Linked DNA regions of Homo sapiens: region 2 is linked to region 1. A link is a loop called in an ENCODE intact Hi-C map of the cell type or tissue named here. Cell type or tissue: GM12878. All regions are shown on one strand. Each heading gives the region's core, and the rest is flanking DNA. Links, peaks and the distances in the headings are about the cores only.

The links. Peaks named below come from ENCODE experiments on the same cell type or tissue, not always from the same donor. Only the 100,000 strongest peaks of a DNase experiment are listed, where the experiment ranks them.
Region 2: a loop joins it to region 1, with 7 times the contacts of the local background. A loop is called at or near these places in 65 of 110 quality-filtered maps.

Annotation. Positions count from the first base shown.
Region 1 is chr1:11,639,144-11,646,844 of GRCh38, forward strand. No RefSeq gene overlaps it. Among named protein-coding and RNA genes, the nearest start is that of FBXO2, 11 kb to the right of the region's middle. In GM12878, for the core only: a CTCF peak has its summit at 3,454 (motif pointing left); a DNase peak (open chromatin) is centred at 3,456; H3K27me3 peaks cover 170 bases.
Region 2 is chr1:11,332,240-11,339,940 of GRCh38, forward strand. No RefSeq gene overlaps it. Among named protein-coding and RNA genes, the nearest start is that of UBIAD1, 63 kb to the left of the region's middle. RefSeq lists enhancers at 1-108, 1,601-2,103. In GM12878, for the core only: a CTCF peak has its summit at 5,449 (motif pointing right); DNase peaks (open chromatin) are centred at 3,372 and 5,466.

The DNA of each region.
Region 1 (7,701 bases), core at 997-5,996:
CTACAGTGCTTCGCACATTGAAAAATTATGACAATAAGCCCCAGGAAAAGGCCAGTTAGTACTGCAGCTCCCAGTGACAGCCCAGGAAGCTACAAGCTGGCTAGGGAAGTAATTCACCCTCCTACCATCACTTGGGTCAAGAGTCCATGGACCGCCTCCTCCAGGAAACCTTCCTGATCAAGGTCTATGTTAGATGTCCCTCCTCTAAAATTCAGTAGGCTTCCCCTCACCACCCTTTTACTATTATTAGACTATAGTTGCCAGACTTGTCCATTTTATTTAACAAACTTGTATGTAGCACCTTTTATGTGCAGGCCTTGATCTAAGTGTCTTACCTATATTAATTCATTTGATTCTCATAACAATCCTATCAGGTAAGTAACAAAATCATCCCCATTTTACAGATGTGGAAACTGAGGCACTAACTGGTCACACACCTGGGGAGGGTCAGAACTGGGAACCCAGATCCTTCTCTCCCTCTAGTCTGTGAGCTCCTAGAGGACAAGGACCTCATTGGTTCACTGTTGTATCCTCAAAGCATAACAAGGTGCTGACACGCAGAAGGTGCTGAGTAAATGCTTAAGTGACCGGGCACAGTGGCTCACGCCTGTAATCCCGACACTTTGGGAGGTCGAGGCGGGCGGATCACTTGAGGCCGGGAGTTCGAGACCAGCCTGACCAACATGGTGAAACCCCATCTCTACTAAAAATACAAAAAACAGCCAGGTGTGGTGGTGCACACCTGTAATCCCAGCTACTTGGAGGCTGAGGCAGGTGAATCACCTGAATCTGGGAGGTGGAGGTTACAGTGAGCCAAGATCATGCCACTGCACTCCAGCCAGGGAAACAGAGTGAGATTTCGTCTCAAAAAAAAAAAAAAAAAAAAAAAGCTTAAGTGGTAAATCCTTCCACATATGAACCAAAGATCAATTCCTGAGGCTGAGTCTAAGTGTGTGATTTGTGGGACACAGAAAACTCCACCAATTCCAACTGAACCCGGAAGCCCACGGCCTCCACCACAATTCCTGTCTGCACAGAGGACTAGAATCCCTCCGCAAGAATCACTTCACCCAGGAAAGCCTGCAGGTGGTGACAGGGGGCGAGGAGAGGCAGCTCTGGAGGGGATTCCAGCCATGCAAAGCCCTTGCTGTGTGACCTGGGGCGAGAATGCACGTCTCTGGGCCTCAGTTTCATCTCAGCCTCTGAAATGGGAATAATAGCACACAGATGTGCTTGGAGGATTAAATAAAACCATACACAGGTGATGTTTTGAACACACCTATCACATGGTGAGTGCTCAGCGTGTGCTGAGATAGCATAGATTGTAAAACTGGACTTTGAGGCTACTTTTGCCATGCTCAGAAAATAAAAAAAAATAAAAAAAAATTAAAAAAAAAAACCTCATCAATCCGAGTAAATGAAGCAAACTTAGATCTGGATGGGAGGGTAGAGTTTTCTTCACAGTAGTAGTGAGGTAGGTGAGTTGCCAAGAATTACCAAGAAGAATTTCACAAATCACACACAATCCATTTACTTCTGGGAGTTATCAGGATGTGGGAGAGTCTGAAACGGAACTTACTGGACCAGAAATAGCATTTGATGAGCGTTTCATTCATCCGGCCAGCACACACTGAATGCCTTCCATGTGCACGAAGCAATGTGCAGATGAGGAAAGGGCTCAAGCTTTGGGGGCCATGGCGACAGAAGCCCCGTCCCAGCCAACTCTGCAGCCTACAGCTTGGTGACCTCGACCAAGGGCCCCACCTCTCTGAGCCTCGGTTTCCTCTTCAATAAATTTTGTGATGACAAAATAAAGCCTCCCGAGGAGGCTGCTGTAGGCAGTCGATGAGATAATGCAGCAGTAGACCAACAAATGTTGGTTCCCTCACCTTCTGGCAACGGCCCACAGCAGTCAGGCCACTCCATTCAGCTTCACTGTCTTGTTCCAAGAATCTAGTGGGTGCAGGAACTGGAGGCACATTAGTGCCTGGGAGTATCAAACCAGGTTGGCAGGTGAGGATCGTAGGTTCCATTTGTGTGGTTGAGGACAAGGGGCAAAGCCAGGTGAAGCCCAAGTGTTTCTGTCTCTAATTATTTTTATTTTTATTTTAGAGAAAATCTCACTGCCACCCAGGCTGGAGTGCAGTGGTGCGATCTCTGCTCACTGCAACCTCCATCTCCCAGGTTCAAGCGATTCTCATGCCTCAGCCTCCCAAGTAGCTGGGACTACAGGCGTGTGCCACCAGGCTCAGCTAATTGTTTTGTATTTTTGGTAGAGACGGGGTTTCACCATGTTGCCCAGGCTGGTCTGGAACTCCTGACCTCAAGCAATCCACCCGCCTCAGCCTCCCAAAGTGCTGGGATTACAGGCGTGAGCCACCGCGCCTGGCCATGTTTCTGTCTCTAAACCCAAGCTGTTAACACTGGACAAATGGCCTCCCTGATTCCTAGGAGAGGAAGGGAGGAAAAAAAGCAGAGTGGGGAGGAAGCCAGAGACCCCTGAATGCAGCTTCATTCATCAAAGGTGACCGCAGAAAGGCAGGGGAAGGTCCCAGGGGGCCTCGGATGGACATGGTCAGGGGAAGGTCCCAGGGGGCCTCGGATGGACATGGTCAGGTGGCTGGGAACTTCCACAGCGTTCCCCTCCACGCCTTAGAAACATCACCTCTGTGAGTGATTCCAAGCTCTTTGCACCCTCCTCCTTGGTGCCAGCCCCCTCCTTCATTCTGGCAGTTCTCCCTAACATCTACCTGCAATATTTCCTGCTGCATGACCAGCAGACCCCAGTGGCAACCCTAGCGAATGGCCCTCAGCCCTGTTCCATCCTGTCTGCAGAGCTCCTAGCAAGCAGCTCCTGGCTCCAGGCAGTAATCCTACTGACAATTAATTGGCTTTTGTTGGAGGAGAATGAATACCATCTCATCTTAATCTTCTTCATTATTCTCCTTGTTCAGCAGAGTCAACACAAGATTAGGTTTAATTTACGGTGGTGGGAAATAGCAAAGTCATTATGCACCAGGAACTCAGGATTGGATCTGTCTGGGTGTTCTGTGTTCACTGCAGGCCTGGCACCATCAAGCAAGGCCCAGGGCTCTGCCGAGGTGGAGATGGACTTGGGGGGGTTCTAGACTCCCAGACCTACTTGGAGCTAGATCCCAGGATACCACCAGCCCTCCCTAGTTGGGAGGGGCCCAGCTCTGGAGGGGAGTCCAGCCATCCAAAGCCCTTGCTATGTGGCCTGGGGTGAGACCCAGGGGCCTCCCAGGCCTTGGAGACCTAGCCTCCTAAATGTTTCTCATACAGCCTCTGGGGTCAGAGCAGCACCAAATCCCAGCCCCTGAAGAGCCAGGCTCAGCCCCAAACAATGGGAAGAGACCAGGACTTGGATTCAAATTCGACTTTTCCTCCGCAGAGAAATGGGCAGGACAGACACAGCTTGGGGACAGCCTTGACAATGCTGACACCTAGTGGTACTTGGAGGAACTGGCCCTTCCCTCCCTCTATGTGCACAATTGAATATACCATGTCCACAACTGAATACACCGCGTACACAAAAATCCAGATTTTTAAGGTAAAGAAACCAGAGGCCAGGTGCAGTGGCTCACGCCTGTAATCCCAACACTCTGGGAGGCCGAAGTGGGCGGACCACAAGGTCAAGAGTTCGAGACCAGCCTGACCAACACGGTGAAACCCCGTCTCCACTAAAAATACAAAAATTAGCTGGGCGTGGTGGCGCACGCCTGTAGTCCCAGCTACTTGGGAGGCTAAGGCAGGAGAATCATTTGAACCCGGGAGGTAGAGATGCAGTGAGCAGAGGTCGCGCCACTGCACTCCAGCCTGGCAACAGAGCGAGACTCCGTCTCAAAAAAAGAAAAAGAAATCAGAAAGGGGAAGAGGGACTTTTCCATTACCAAATTGTTAAACATATGTTTCCACTGAGAAATCTAAGAGGAAATTCATTTTACCTTCCCTGACCACTTAGCCAAAATAGCCCCCAAACACCTAGCATCCCTCCTACTGCCTGGGGTAATGGTACGCACAGACACTCTGGAGCCCAGTGTCCTCGTCATCTCCAACTCTTTCTGCTCTTCCTCACCTGGGAGCCCCCAGCTTCTGTCCTTGCTCTGTCCCCCAGCATGTGGCCCCTTCTGATTCTGTACCCCAGCAAAGTCATTAAAACTTAAGCTGGTGAGGCAGGAGAATCACTTGAACCTGGGAGGCGGAGGTTTCAGTGAACTGAGATTGCGCCATTGCACTCCAGCCTGGACGACAGAGCGAGACTCCATCTCAAAAAAAAAAAAAAAAAAAAACAGCAACACAACCCACAACTCCCCTCTTTCCCTCCTGCGGACTGAAAATGTTTGCTTGGCTCTGTGAAAATAATGTTAATTAAAAGTCTATATACACATATAAAATGTCAATTTAAAGAAAAAAAGACTTAAGCTGGAAAGCCAGCTTCAACTCCTTATTCATTGCATGACCCTGGCAAGCTACCCTGCATCTCTGAGTCTTAGCTCTTTTATCTAAGGGGGCCACTGCACAGATTAAATGAGCCTGTGCACTGAGCTCATGAACTGGCGCTCTAGGTCCTCAGCAAATGCCTGTCATCGCCATCATTGCTGCCATCAGCATCATCACCATCATCATCATCCTGATCATCCTGCTACTCTTGGGAAATTTGGTTTCATCAAACAAGATTGTCAGCAGCTGATGTCTAAACCCCCATCCCTAGCTCCTGCTGAACAGAGCAAAGGTTTTTCCTTAATGGAAACGATATCATATCTGCTTCCTAGAGCATTTATATCTTATAGGGCAGAGCACATAGTAGGTCCTCAGGAAACTCTCTGGGTCACCTTCCTACATCTCCAAGCTCACGTCAGATCACCTCCTCACTTGCTCACTGCTCCAGCCATGCTGGCTGCCTTTCTGACCTGTGAATAAGTTCATTCCCATGTCGGAGCCTTTGGCTGCCTCTGCAGTGCTCTTTCCCCAGAGCCGTATGGCTGGTTTCTCGTCATCATGTGATTCAAGTGTCACTTCCAGCCAGGCGCCGTGGCTCATGCCTGCAATCCCAACACTTTGGGAGGCCAAGGCAGGTGGATCACTTGAGGCCAGGAGTTCAAGACCAGCCTGGCCAACATGGTGAGACCCTGTCTCTATTAAAAAAAAAAAAAAATTAGCTGGGCATGGTGGTGCACGCCTGTAATCCCAGCTACTCGGGAGGCCGAGACACAAGAATCGCTTGAATGCGGAAAGTGGAGTTTGCAGTAAGCTGAGATAGCACCATTGCACTCCAGCCTGGGCAACAGAGTGAGACTCCATCTCAAAAAAAAAAAAAAAAAGTCACTTCTTCAGACAGGTCCTCCCTGATCACCCCAACCAAAGTAGCACTCCTGCCCTCACTCTCTACACTACAGAGGCCAAGTGCCTAAGTGGCTGAGTAGAATTCCAGTTCCCGCCTGGCGTGATGGCTCATGCCTGTAATCCTAGCGCTGTGGGAGGCCAAGTCAGGTGGATCACTTGAGGTCAGGAGTTCAAAACCAGTCTGACCAACATGGTAAAACCCCATCTCTATTAAAAATACAAAAAAAAGCTTAGCCAGGTGTGGTGGCGGGCGCCTGTAATCCCAGCTACTCGGGAGGCTGAGGCAGGAGAATTGCTTGAACCCGGGAGGCAGAGGTTGCAGTGAGCTGAGATCACGCCTCTGCACTCCAGCCTGGGAGACAAAGCAAGACTCCGTACCAAAAAAAAAAAAAAAAAAAAAAAAAAGAATTCCAGTTCCATCACTTCTTAGCAGTATGGCCTAAGGCAAGTTGCTTAATCTCTCTGTGCTTCAATTTTATTTTTCTTTTCTTTCTTTTTTTTTTTTTTTTTTTTTTTTTGAGACTGAGTTTGGCTCTTCTTACCCAGGCTAATTTTTGTGTATTTTTAGTAGAGACAGGGTTTCACCATGTTGGTCAGGCTGGTCTCGAACTCTTGACCTCTGGTGATCCACCCACCTTGGCCTCCCAAAGTGCTGGGATTACAGGTGTGAACCACTGCACCTGGCCCAATTTTCTCATCTGTAAAAATGGAAGTAATCACAGTTTCCACTTCGTGAGGTTATTATGACAAATTAATATAGATAAAGCTTTTAGAGTAGTGCCTGGCTTATTGATGAAGGGCTATCTCATGTGGGTAATTATCTTGTTCACTCATTTAGTTGCTTGTGTTATGTTTCTCCATCTAGACTGTATATTCCAAGAGACCAGAGACTTTGTTTTGTCCCTACCTTACATATAGTAGGTGCTCAATAAATATCAAATGATTAGGAAGAACTGGCCAGGCACGGTGGCTCACGTCTATAATCCCAGCACTTTGGGAGGCCGAGGCAGGAGGATTGCTTGAGGTCAGGAGTTTGTGACCTGCCTGACCAACATGGCAAGACCCTATCTCTATAAAAAATAAAAATTAGCCTGGTGTGGTGGCACGTGCCTGCAATCCCAGCTACTCAGGAGGCTGAGGTGGAAGGATCGCTTGAGCCCAGAAAATTGAGGCTGCAGTGAGCCATGATCACACCACTGCACTCCAGCCTGGGTGACAGAGTGAGACCGTGTCTCTAAAATTTTTTTTTTAAATTTTAAATAAAAAATAGGATCATAGGAGACATGAAAGCCCTATCTGCTGTCTCTCGCTTCAACTGTCCCCACTGTCCTAGAGACAGCCCTGGGGTGCCCCCTGCTGGACGCCACACAGGTTTTTCCTTACAGGCAGCTGGTATATGCCATCCTATAACGTTTACACGTGGGTCCAGCTCTGTCCTCCAGGGTAGGGGACAGTAATGCTGAGAGGAGTTAAGAGCACTCACTTAAGAGCCAGATGTGCCTGGATGGGAGCTTCTGCTTCTCCAGTTACTCTGTGTCACTTGCCAGAAAACCGTAAAAGGGATGACCATGCCCTCTCCCCTGTCCCACCTGACTGGACTGTAGGGTGGTGTGATAGGACGTGCCCTATGCCCAGTGAGCCTTCTGGCCCACCTCACACAGCCCTTTGAAGGCTGAGAAGCAGTTGTCTTATCTTCCTGACCTAAACACCACTGGTGTACCCGATGTCCCTCTAGTGACAGCAAGAGTGAGCCTGAGGCCCCTCCGGTCTCCTCTGAGGGCCCCATGCTCTGGGGAGAGACCACAGCAGGCTCAGAGCCTCTGGGCTTCTGGGCAGGGCTTCTGGCTCCTTCCTCAGGCTCTTGGCTGCAGGTGGCCTTCTGGTCTTGCACCTTCCTCCCACCCATCTCCCTGCCTTCCTGGCTGCCCTGCTTTCCCTGTCCCCGGTCAGTCCGGTCTGTCGTGAGCCCAGAGGCCTCTCCTGCCTCACTCTGCACCTGTTCCCGCCCTTGGCTTTGGTTGCTGGCCACAGACACTGCAACTCCTATACCTGCATCGGCAGCCCAGGGCCCCACACTCTTTATGGGCCTCTTTCCCGAACGTCCCATGCGCACCTGAAACTCAGGGGCGCTCCCCTCCACCTGCAGCACATTCCACACCCCCCACATTCCTATGCTGACCTCCAGTCCTTGAAGGGCCAGGCCCTACCTGGCCTCCTGGCCCCTCATGCCCATGACCTGTCTCCATCTTCAGTTTCCTCCCATAGCCCAGTGCAGGCTCCGGTCCTTTCTCCACTCACCCCATCTCCTCTTAACCTGGCTCCCCACATGCCCACCCT
Region 2 (7,701 bases), core at 1,424-6,423, 310 kb before region 1:
CCCTGTTTCTAAAAAAAAAGAAAAAAAATTATCTGGGCTTGGTAGTGCACTTGTGTAGTCCCAGCTACTTGGTAGGCTGAGGTGGGAGGATGATTTGAGACGAAGAGGTGGAGGCTGCAGCGAGCTGTGATCACGCTACTGCACTCCAGCCTGGGCAATAGAGCGAGACCCTGTCTCAAAACAATAAAAATAAAAGAACAAACCAGATTATGTTGTTGCTGGCTTAAAACTTTGAATAGCTTCCTATTCTACTTACAAAATAATCCAGGCTGGGCACGGTGGCTCATGCCTGTAATCCCAGCACTTTGGGAGGCCAATGTGTGTGGATTGCTTAAGCCCAGGAGTTGAAGACCGGTCTGGGCAACATGGCGAAACCCTGTCTCTACAAAAAATACAAAGATTAGCTGAGCATGGTGGCACGTGCCTATAGTCCCAGCTAGTAGGGAGGTGGACATAAGAGGATCCCTTGAGCCCAGTAGGCCAAGGCTGCAGTGAGCCATGATCAGGCCATTGGACTCCAGCCTGGGTGACAGAGTGAGACCCTGCCTGTGTCAAAAAAAAAAAAAAAAAAAAAAAAAAAGCCTGGGCTCAGTGGCTCACACCTGTAATCCCAGCACTTTGGGAGGCCGAGGCGGGGGATCATTTGAGGTCAGGAGTTCGAGACCAGCCTGGCCAACATGGTGAAACCCCGTCTCTACTAAAAATACAAAGAATTAGCAGGGTGTGGTGGTGCGCGTCTGTAATCCCAGCTACACGGGAGGCTGAGGCAGGAGAATCACTTGAACCCAGGAGGTAGAGGTTGCAGTGAGCCGAGATTGTGCCACTGCACTCCAGCCTGGGTGACAGAGCGAGACTCCATCTTGGAAAAAAAAAGACAAAAAATCCAAGCTTCTCTTTGTGTCCCATGCCTGACCTAACCTTCTCTTCTTTTTCCAGCCTCTTCTCACCCCAAGATCTCCTCCACTGCCCTACCACACTGACCCTTTCTGCCCCTGTACCGCCAGAACTCGGTCTCTCTCCACACCTTTGCCCTTCCATTCTCTCTGCCTGGCATGCTCTCGTCTCAGATCTAAGGGCTGACTGCTTCTTATCATTCAGGTCTCAGCACAGATGTCACCTCTGTGCAGAGCCTTCTCCTGACCACCCCCGAACCCAGCACATCCTATCTCCTTTTCCTGTTTTATTGCTTCATTGCATTTGACATTGTGAGTCTAAAATCTAAGATTTTGTCATTTATTTATAGTTTATTCTTTTCATATCTGTCTCCCCCACTGGAATGTCAGTTAGCTCCATGAGGGCAGGGACTGTGTCTGGTCATTGCTCTGACTCTGGGGCCCTGAACAGTGTGCGCCTCATAATAGGTGTTCAATAAATGTTTGCTGAATGCATGAATGCATGAACATTTCATGTTGGAGGGAGGCTTGCTTGGGGCATCCCTGCTGGGCAGCTTAGCTCCTTCCTGCCCCAGGACCTTGCTATGCCAACACTAGAAGGTGAGGAGGGGGGCAGGGAGGGAAGTGGGGATGAGGTCAGAGCTCCCAGCCTGAGTGCCACTCCTCGGGTGCTGAGCCGTGGGGGGTGACGGCCGCTCTGAGGGAGATGGATGACCTGTACTGGGTGGCTGCCCCGGGAAGCTGCTTCCTATTAATAACAGCAGTAGCACTGCCAGGAGGGGAAGGGGAGGGAGGCAGAGGCAGCGGAGATGGGATAATGCCCCTCACCCCTCACCAAGCCAGGAAAATGGCATCGTATTTTCTAGAAGACAAGAATGCCACTTTTAAAGAAAATTAGGCCAGGCACGGTGGCTCACGCCTGTAATCCCAGCACTTTGGGAGGCCGAGGCGGGCGGATCACCAGGTCAGGAGATCGAGACCATCCTGGTGAACACGGTGAAACCCCGCCTCTACTAAAAAAAAAATACAAAAAATTAGCCGGGCATGGTGGCGGGCGTCTGTAGTCCCAGCTACTTGGGAGGCTGAGGCAGGAGAACGGTGTGAACCCTGGAGGCGGAGCTTGCAGTGAGCCGAGATCGCGCCACTGCATTCTAGCCTGGGCGACAGAGTGAAACTCTGTCTCAAAAAAAAAAAAAAAAAAAAAAATTTGGCCTGGTTTGTAAATGGGTCTCTGTCTGCTCTGCAGCCCTCCCTGTGGACAACTCCTCCGTGCGTGGAGGCTTCTTCCCCGGCTGGGTGGACCCTACAGGCAGCCAGAGGGATGTCCCCCTTACCCCTCCCCTTGTCTGGGCCAGCCCCAAACAGAGGCCGTGGCTGAGAGGGAAGTGTCTGCACCCTGGGGCTGGGGAGGATGAACTTTGTCCAAACTCCTCTGACTCCTTTCTCCGAGGGTGGTTATTGGGAAACAGGAGTGAAGGTGAGTATGGGAGGGAGGAGGAGGAGGAGAAGCAGAGAGAGAACAGAGATGGTGTAGGCTGCTTGGTGGCAGACCGGGGCGTGGGCAGGAAGGCCCAATCTGGTCCCACCAGATACCTGGCTTTGCCCTTGTCCTGGGGCAGGCAGGGGGCATTGAGGAGCTGGCAGAACTGTGGACAGAAGGAGAGCGGAGCCGCTTTCTCTCCCAGCGAGAAAAGAGCCCAGTCACTCTCATTTTCAGGGGAAGCAACATGCCACACCCCCCGAGACACCTCTGTCCCCAGCACAGTAGCTCCTGATGGCTGCCCGGTGAGGATGCTGCGGGCAGGTCCCACTGTCCCCCCAGGCTCTGGCGTGCTCCCCCCAACCAAGATGCCCCAGCAGGGCCCCTAGTGGCCCAGGTCTGTGGCCATCCTGGTTCCTGTCTCCACTGTCTATCTGGAGCCCCTCTCCAAGCCTCCATCCCCCACCAGCCCCCTCCCCGCCTCACCGGGCCACAGCCCCAGCTTGGTCTCTATCTTCTCACCCAGCCCTGCCTCTCACTAGGCCTCACTGCCGCCTAGCCCTATCCCTTCTTTGGGCCCTGATCCTCTGTCCTGAGTCCTCTGGCCCCGGACACGTTATACTTCCATGACCAAGGGTCTTTGTAAATTCTTCAGGCGCTCTCCAGAAGCCCCAGTCCCCTCATACTCACAGCTCTGAACACAGCCCGGCCCTGTCCCTAAAACCCAGACAGGACCCGCATGTGCCGTGACCTCCCACTCTCCAGTGTGGCCCCTAAGAACTCAGGGTCGGGCTTGGCATTAGCCTGGAGGCCTGGAGCCTGCTCATTCAGTCCTGAGCTGACAGAGAAGGTCATTAGCAAGTTCCTAACTGGGCCACACCTCCTGGGCTGTGAGGACGGCTTGTGCCAGAGAAACATCACACTCCGTGTATCTCACTTCTTGGGGTGGTGGCACTTGGTGGTGCCGGGGACTCCCACATGTACTTGTGAGAAGTCTCAGTTCCCCATCTCCTTCTAGCCACCTCTCTGTCACCTCCCTCTGCTGGGTTGTGGAGGGGTGGGGTATGTCTCGGGGTGTCCCTGTGTGGCCTCAGGCATCATTTGTAGCTCTCCTGTGGGTTGAGGTTTCTTCTCGGGGCTCATTCACCCCGGCTCCCATAACCCTACCCCACCATTTCCTAAGCAATAACCCCGTATCAAGCACTGGGCTAAGCAGGATCTTCATGGCCTCACAAGGTGGGACCTGTCACTATTTCTGTGCTCAGCAGAGGAAATGGAGGTTCAGAGTTGTCAAGCCACTTGCCTAAGGTCACAGAGCTAAACCCTGGTGGAGCTGTGATTAGGCTATAGGTCTGGGTGGCTCCTGCCTGAGTTCCTGGGGCTCAAGTTACCCCATATCAAACTGGGAGACCCTGTGTGGTCATTTCTTGGTGCCAGAGTCTGGTTGAGGGGCACAGGCAGGGAAGCTGGGTCTGGAACAGTCTGTCAGGTTGGACACTGTGATCACCTCCCATTGAAGCAGGAGGAGGTGCAGCCACAGGCCGTTAAGTGATTGTTTATTCAAAATGAAAGGAAATCTCCCGAACAAAGCAAGAAACTCAAAGATTGAAGCGCAGGGCCTGGGTGGGAAAGAAGAAATTATCCGGTTCCTGCCCTTCCCCAGCAAAGCAGGCATGGCTAGAGCTGTCCTAGCCAGCACCAGAGTGGGCCCCTGGCCAGGCGCAATGGCTCACGCCTGTAATCCTAGCGCTTCAGGAGGCCAAGGAGGATCACTTAAGGCCAGGAGTTTGAGACCAGCCTGGGAAACTTGGTGAAACACCCCGTTTCTACAAAAAGTAGCCAGGTGCCTATAGCCCCAGCTACTCGGGAGGCTGAGGTGGGAGGATCACTTGAGCCCAGGAGTTCAAGGCCATAGTGAGCTATGATCATGCCACTGTACTTCAGCCGAGGCAGCAGAGTGATACCATATCTCAAAACAAAACAAAACAAAGCAAAAACCCAACAACAAAACAGCAGGCCCCAAGGAAGCCTGTGGCAGGGGCCTGAGGGGTGGTGCAGGTAGGGTTGGTGGGGTTTTCCTGGGTCATGCCTCTAACTAGATAATAATGATGCCTGTCTCATTGCGGTGCGGTGGGAATACAATGTGCCTATAGTATATATGTAGCGCATACTGTATATGCAGTGTATACAGTGCACATATAGTGCATTTACAGTGGACATCTAGTGCATATATGGTGTATACGTAGCGTATATATAGTGCACGTGCTGTAGTGTATATATCGTGCATATGTAGTGTACGTGTAGTGAATATACAGCGCATATATAGTACATATGTGGTGCACATATAGTGTGCATATATGGTACATAGTGCACATAGTGTACATGAAACATATGTACACGAAACATATACACACGTGCACTACATTACACGTGTGAATTACATTACACATCTATCATATATGTGGTGTACATGTAGTGGACATATAGTGCCTATGTAGCATATGAATATGTAGTGAATATATAGTGCATATAGAGTATCTATGCAGTGCATATACATGCACTATATATAACTATACGTGCATTTACACATACACTATATGTGCACTATATATTCACTACATAGGCAATCTATATGCACTTTATATTCACATATATACACTATATGTGCATTACATGTACACTACATTACACTACGCCACATTACATTACACGTGCATTACATTACACATATATATGGTCTATGTGGTGTACATGTAGTGCACATATAGTGTATATATAGTGCATATGTATATATAGTATATATACTATATATACATAGTGCATATGTAGTTTACATGTAGTGAGTAAACTGCATATATAGTACATATGTAATGCATATATATAGTGCATGTATAGTACCTATATCGTACATGTGGTGGACATGTAGGGCACATATGGCATATATAGCGTGTATATATAGTGCACGTGTGGCGCATATGTGGTGCATACACTGCATATGTAGTATATATACATACAGTGCTCAGGGACGATGCGCCTCCTGCCTGGGTTCCAGGGGCAGGCACTCTCATCTCCTCTCAGGCCCCCAGGGGGCGCACCTCCCCCCGGCCGGACGTGTTCAGGCAGCGGCTTCCCTTCAGCCCCCATGCAAGCAGGTGCTTTTTATTTAGACTGATTTATTATTGGAACAACTTGAATCAGCTTCAAAGTAAGTTAAATGAGAAGAGATCTTCACCCCTAGTCTCATAAATCAAGGGGTATTCAAAGAAAAGGGAAAACAAATCACAGAAGCCTGGAAACAGATGGGCTTTCGTGGCCTTGTATTCCTGGCCTCTCTCCTAGGGCGCGCTGGGAACCAGTCTTTCTTTCCTTCCTTCACCTGAAGAGCCTGGGTCGAAAGCTGTGCTCCTTCCCCCCTCCTCCCCCTCTTTCACCTCCTCCTCCTCCTCCCTCTCCTCCCCCTCCTCCCTCTCCTCCCCCTCCTTCCCCTCCCCTCCTCCTCCCCTACCTCCTCCTCCTCCCCCACCTCCTCCTCCTCCCCCTTCTCCTCTTCTCCCCCCCCTTCTCCTCCTTCTCCCCTCCTCCTCCTCCCTCTCCCCCTCTTTCACCTCCCCCTTCTCCTCTTCCTCCTCCTCGTCCTCCCTTTCACGGTCGCCAGGGAGAGGCTGGTGTCCCCATAGCGAGGGCTGGATTTAAGTTGAGACAAATTATCCTTCTCCCTTACGCAGTGCACATGCCCAGAGCCCCTTTCTAGCCTCAGGGCTCCTGGTGCCCTGTGGGGCAGGGGAATGTCTCCGGGCAGTGTGGTTTGGGGTTGGGAGTTGGAAGGACTGTGGTTCCTGGATGACTGTGGAGAGATGTGAATTTGGGAGTCTGGTTGTGAGGCCATCTGAGGCTGCCCAGTGTGTGGCTGTTGTGCTTTGTGTCCCTGTGTGTATGTCCTTGTGTGTATGTGTGTCCCCTTGTGTGTCCCCGTGTATGTGTGTGTCCCTGTGTGTGTCCCCATATGTGTCTGTGTGTGTATGTGTGTGTGTCCCCGTGTGGGTATGCGTGCGTGTATGTGTGTGTCTCCGTGTGTGTGTGTATGCACACAAAAGCAGCTGAGCATTCCTCAGGCCTGGCCTGGAATTTCAGATCCACTCTGGATGAAAGTTGCTGCTGGCTGCCTCTTCTGTTCCCCTAACTATGGGCACTGCCTTTTCCTTATGCCAAGCTGCCCGCAGCTGAGAGCAATGCAGGGTCTCCCTCTCTGCACAGCAAATTCTGGCTGGGGACTCCACTCTCCTGCTCCACAGGCCACCTGGACGCACTGCCCAGGGCCACGGGAGGGACACCTGCAGCGGATGGACATCAAAAACTAAGGTCAATGGCCGGGTGCAGTGGCTCATGCCTGTAATCCCAGCACTTAGGGAGGCTGAGGCAGGAGGATCACCTGAGGTCAGGAGTTCAAGACCAGCCTGGCCAACACGGTGAAACCCGTCTCTACTAACAATGCAAAAATTAGCCAGGTGTGGTGGTGGACACCTGTAATCCCAGCTACTCAGGAGGCTGAGGCAGGAGAATCACTTGAACCTGAGAGGTGGAGGTTGCAGTGAGCCGAGACTGAGCCACTACACTCCAGCCTGGGTGAGAGGGAGAGACTGTCTCAAAAAAAAAAAAAAAAGAAACTAAGGTCAATCGCCAATGAACAATGAGACAGCGTGGGGGTGAGACGGGAGGACACACCGGGAGGGGCGCAAGAAATGCCAGAGGCAGGAGACAGATGGGTCCAAGGGCCAGAGAGCCTGCTCCAGTGGCTCCTCGGAGTGAGATGGGTCAGAGAGGGAGGCAGGAGACCAGAAAATACCAAGGAAGAAAAATCTAAGGTAAGGGAGACCAAGAAAGAAAGAAGAAGGAGTCAGACGTGCAGCTGCAGGGACAAAGACACATAAACCGGGGGTGAGAGAGACAGAGTGAGAGTTGCCTCCAGCTGGGGCTGGGTGGGGAACTTAGTTCCCACCAGGGTTGTGGACTTGGGAGCTTGCTTGCGGGGAGGAGGGCTAATTGGCGATTTCATCCAGGTCCTCCAGAACGTCTGCAGAAAAACAAACCCGCTAAACATCTCTCACCGTCTGTCATCTTCATTTTGCTTTTGTCTTCAGAATAAAGAGAATCTGAAACTCCCTAGGAGAAGCGGCTCCAGCGGCTCTCAGGCTGTCTCCCGTTCTGCTCCTTCTTCATGCTTTTCTGGTTGGAGTCTTTGTTCCGCAGCTTCTTGCCCTGGTTCAGGCTGGCGGCTGCTCTGACCCGGCGTGCTGGGGTCTCCATCCCCATCTCTGTCACACTGTGGTC